2 separate regions of the Homo sapiens genome follow, and region 1 is linked to region 2. Evidence: read pairs that join two places in POLR2A ChIA-PET (ENCODE). Cell type or tissue: IMR-90. All regions are shown on one strand.

What was found. Peaks named below come from ENCODE experiments on the same cell type or tissue, not always from the same donor. Only the 100,000 strongest peaks of a DNase experiment are listed, where the experiment ranks them.
Region 1: POLR2A ChIA-PET joins it to region 2 with 5 read pairs; 2 of 35 experiments call an interaction of 5 or more read pairs at or near these places.

Annotation. Positions count from the first base shown.
Region 1 is chr13:51,054,055-51,056,554 of GRCh38, forward strand. It overlaps the pseudogene GUCY1B2. Among named protein-coding and RNA genes, the nearest start is that of C13orf42, 56 kb to the right of the region's middle. In IMR-90, no CTCF peak of the experiment used is centred here; no DNase peak of the experiment used is centred here; H3K27me3 peaks cover 149 bases.
Region 2 is chr13:50,410,427-50,412,926 of GRCh38, forward strand. The region is part of intron 3 of DLEU1 (deleted in lymphocytic leukemia 1); the gene reads left to right. Among named protein-coding and RNA genes, the nearest start is that of DLEU1-AS1, 120 kb to the right of the region's middle. In IMR-90, no CTCF peak of the experiment used is centred here; DNase peaks (open chromatin) are centred at 945 and 1,215; H3K27ac peaks cover 899 bases.

The sequences.
Region 1 (2,500 bases), 640 kb after region 2:
AGAGAGGCTGCGCATTCCCAGTGGGGACCGCCTGGTCCAAGAGGACTTGCGTAAAAGTAGGGGAGATGGGTGGAACAGGTCGAGGGAGATCAAACGCTGGAGTTTTCCCAGGACTTGCCAACATGAAAGAAGCACACTTCAGCAAGAAACTGCTGAGAAAGTTATGGATGTGCATAAAGAAATTTGTCTAAGCTAACAATGAAAACAAAATACAATAAATACAATTTTCAGCCAGCCATGCTAGAATATTCATTCTATCCTCTTTATAGAAAATGACATTATAAAATCATTGTCCAATGAACAGAAAAAGCAAAATACAGCCAAAGATGCAGGAAAGTATTATAAAAGAGGGTTAGTTAATTTATGATACTAACAATAAAAACATGTTTCCAGCTTTTGATGTTTATGTTATCTGTCAGCTTTAAAGTTTTCTTCCTTAATTCTAAGAAGAGTACTTATTTTTGTAGCTAAATTTTTATTGGTAATTATATTCTTTTTAAAGGAGGCTTCCCAAATTATATAAGCTTCAGGCCTCGTGATATCTGTTTCTACTCCTACTAAGTTTATCTTCCAGGCCCTGCGCAGTGGCTCATGCCAGTAATCCCAGCACTTTGGGAGGCCAAGGTGGGCAGATCACTTGAGGTCAGGGGTTCGAGACCAGCCTGGCCAACATGGTGAAAACTTGTCTCCACTAAAAGTAAGAAAATTAGCCAGGTGTGGTGGAGTATGCCTGTAATCCCAGCTACTCAGGAGGCTGAGGCAAGAGAATAGCTTGAACCCTGGGAGGCAGAGGTTGCAGTGAGCCAAGATCGCGTCACTTCATTTCAGCCTGGGCAACAGAGCGAGACTCCATCTCAAAAAAAAAAAAAAGGAAGAAGAAAATTTATCTTCCATATAGTCATACTAAACAAAAGTATTTCTCAAGCTTTACCTTTGACAGCTTTTGTTAGAAAAAAATACTTCTGCTTTGTATATTTAATATTATAATATTCACTATATTTTTAGAATTTCCCACAGATATTCTCATATGATCTTTTGGAGGCTGAGTCCTCCAGGTGAAATGCTCTGACCAGATTGATTTCTAAGGGCCCTTCTGGCTCTGAGGGGCTGTGGTTTCAGGCAGCTAGATGAACCAGCAAAAATGTTTGTGGCCAGGAAAGGGACAGAAGTGGGGAGACAAGCAACATTTTTGGATCAAAGTTAAAAATAAAAACTCTCTGCTTTCAGCTACTTTTAAACTAGACTTTATTTATGGGAAAAGTAGATAACATGGAGGGCCAGGGGTTTTCAGTCTTGAAGAGAGGGTGAGAAATTTGGTGAGTCAATTGGATGGACGAGGGATAGCAGAAAAGGGAATGAATGAATTCTGACTTTTTCTGGCTCAATTAGCTTTGCGATATACTGGGCTCGAAGGAATGCTTCTCAGGATGTCACAATGTTAACAGCCTTTTTTTTTTTTTTTTTTTTGAGATGGAGTCTCACACTGTCACCCAGGCTGGAGTGCAATGGAGCGATCTCGGCTCACTGCAACCTCCGCCTCCCAGGTTCAAGCGATTCTCTGGCCTCAGCCACCCAAGTAGCTGGTGTTACAGGTGCTGGACCACACCTGGCTAATTTTTTTATATTTTTAGTAGAGACGGGGGTTTCACTATGTTGGCCCGGCCAGTCTCGAACTCCTGTCCTCATGATCTGCCCGCCTCGGCCTCCCAAAGTGCTGGGATTACAGGCGCGAGCCACTGTGCCCGGCCAGCATTTCCTATTTAGCAAGAACAAAAATCCCAAGGATTCATAATCAGGGTTCCTTGATTTTTTTTAGATTGTAGAGTTCTTAGAGATTCTGATGAAAACTATGAACCCTCTCCCCAGAAAATACATATAGTCACATGTACACGACATTTTAATAGATGACTTCGGAGGGTTCTCAGACCTTCTCAAGCCTATCCATGAACCTTTGGTTAAGAACCCATGACATAGAGAGAAGCCATGTAATCCCACCCACCTCTCTCCTAAATGGGTTGGTTGGGCTTGGTAGTCATCCATCCACCTCTCATTCATTTATTCATCTTCCATTCATACACACATGAATCATCCAATCATTCATTCCGTTTTCATGTATTTATTTATACAATGGAGAATATACGTCAGTCCTGATGGCTCTACCCATTACCTCTTCTTAGAGACCCCACCCTCCAAAGTCCATCTGAATGGGATACATATGGACTCCAGACCAAAGACCATCAAACCCTCTTTCTCAGGCATCTGCAATTGAGGCACTGAGAAACTGAGCCAGTCTGATGATGGTGATCTCTTGAATCCAAAGGGCATATAGAAAAGCTTGGAAGAAACAGAAATTAAGTCCAATCATGGTGGCATATACCTGTAATCCCAGCACTTTGAGAGGCTGAGGCAAGAGGATCACTTAAAGTCAGGAGTTTGAGACCAGCCTGGGCAACAAAGCAAAAGCCTGTCTCACCAAAAAATAAAATAAGATAACCAGGCA
Region 2 (2,500 bases):
TCTCTTCTGGATGGGAACTTAGGTACGGGACCAGTCCCATATATATTCATCAGTGCAGGTCCCTTTGTTCAACTCAAATGAGCACCACATGGGGTTCCTTCTTTCTGTGGGCCTCAATCCCTTCTGTGCTTGTCTTTTAAACTAATCTGCTCACATGGGGAGAGTCTTAAAATTTTTCCTGAATGTACCTCTTTTTATCTTCAAGAGACCCTTTGCCATTCTAGGGTGCTGTAATTTGACAAATAAATCCTTGTCCCACTTTCCCCTTCCCTGGTTTCTCACCTAGATCCTGGCCTTTCGTTCACCTGCCGTCTTTCAGAGTGGAGAGTACTCACCCTTCAGTCTCCTATTCACTGCAGTAACCCAAATTCCCTTCTCTTGGGTGGTCTCCTTTATCACTTTCGTATTTCTCTAATTCTAATAGCAAGACTTCAGGCCCAGCTTGAGAAAGCATGCATTTTCCTCCTTCATGTTCGTACAGTCCATTGGACATCCTTACCATCAGCTCTTGTTGGTTGAAAGATCTGAAAACTTTCAACTGGCCATTTCCTGAGGTTCTCTTTTTTGTTCATGGAGAAGCAACTGGAGCCCTTCAGTCTGGGCACAGTCAGGAATTTTCTGGATTGCTGCCATTATTCTTTTATTCAGTAAACATTTGCTGAGTCCCTTCCATATAAAAGTCAGTATCCCAGGGGCTGGGGATACAAGAACATGACCAAGGCCCTGCCTAAAGGGGCTTGCAGGCTGGTGCGGGAGACACAGTGACACATGTTGCCTTCTATTGGATACCAGTGCAATAGGTTGGAGTGGGAGCAGGATGTATGGGATGCTCTGCCCCATGCCAGAGGATGGACCACCTCATTCAGCAAGGGAAGGGGTGTCAGGGAAAGCTGTCACCAAAAAGCCCTAGTTGAACTGAGCTGCGAATCACAATGAGTCATTCGCCAGGCAAAGTCAGCCAGGGCATTCCTGGTGGAGGCAGCCACACAGGCAAAGGTTCAGAAGTGTGCAAGGGGGTTGACTATGTCCATTCTTTTTATGAATGTTGTCAAAGCTTCAGTAATCTTGCCCCTGTGCGTTTCTTGTCTGCCCTGCAGGCAGAATGAACTGTGAGTGGGTTATCAGGAAAGGTCAAAGACTGCATGGCTGGTGTGAGGGGCTGTGGGGCTGGGCCAGGGAAGCGGGAGGGAAGGGTGAGTCACTTGAAAGTTTTGTGTGCTGAGACATGGCTCTTAAAGGAGTTCTGGGGTTTTTGCAGAGGAGAAAGTGCTTAAAGGCAGATTATGCAGCCAACAGTGAGCCAGTAAATGGTTTCACTGGGGCCTATATTGGGACATTTTGGCAGCCTTCTTTATTGGGTTTGGGGCTCTCTGGCTATCAGATACCTTTCTGTTCTCTCCTTGTGAATGCCCGTGAGGGGTTTAGGGTAAAAATGTGGAGCTTTTAAGCATCTTAATGTGATTTCAATTGCATTTTAATTTTTAATAAAATGTTGAATAAAGTTCTGCTCAAAGAGCCACAGGGATGAGAAGATTCTACTTAATAGGGAGCGTAGTATTTTCATACTGGGAGATAGATGGGTTTAACAAGACCCTGGTACATCTCTTTCAAGTAAGTGCAATAAATGGTTCTGTTGGAATGGGAAAGAAGGGAGGTGCATACATACATGCATATATCTTATTTTTCTGTATAGCCAGTAATTCCACTCTTTGGAAGTAACCGCCGAGCTTTTGGCATCTTTGACTAATACCCTCCTCATATGATAGCTACACTGCTCCAAAGACGGTACAGACATCTGAGCCAAACATTTTTTCTGTTTTGTTTGCAAGAAATGGAACTGACAGATATACCTGTCTGTTTTGTTTCCAAGAAAATGTCTTGTTAGAAATGTGTGAAAATGTATTATATGACAGTTGCTGAAAATGTTTCAGATGCAGCAATAAACTGATTGTGGTTTTTGGACCAGATGTGCACCATGTTTAGAATTTATTGTACTTCTCTGTATTCTAGCCCAGTGCTTAAGTAAATAGAGAGAAGTGCTTTGCTTTTCAGTGAGACTTCTTATGTGGGTGAATGGCATTTTCCTCCATTTCATGATGGGAAATTATAGGAATCATGCAAATTGGAAATAGTCACTCACCTCACACCCATTGTGTAGCGGAGAAGACTCAAACTAAGGGCCTGTTGTCTTTGTCCTGACTCCTGAGGTTAAGGAGAAGACTTAGCCTGCAAACGTCTATAGCTTAACTGTGCCGCATTTTCTGACTCACTTAGAAACTAAAGAAATGCACTTAATGTCGATTGTAGTATTTTAAATCCCTGCCTTTTGATCTGATGCATTGTAGAACCTAGTCAGAACTCGATTAGTTAAAAAGGCAGGAGACTTTTTCATGCATACCCCTGTGGGACTCCAGGCAGCCTTTGCCAAAGGTGTTAGACATTTGTTTTTCTATGTGTGCTCAGTAAAATAGGCTTCTAAGCATAGAAATGATCTGCGTGT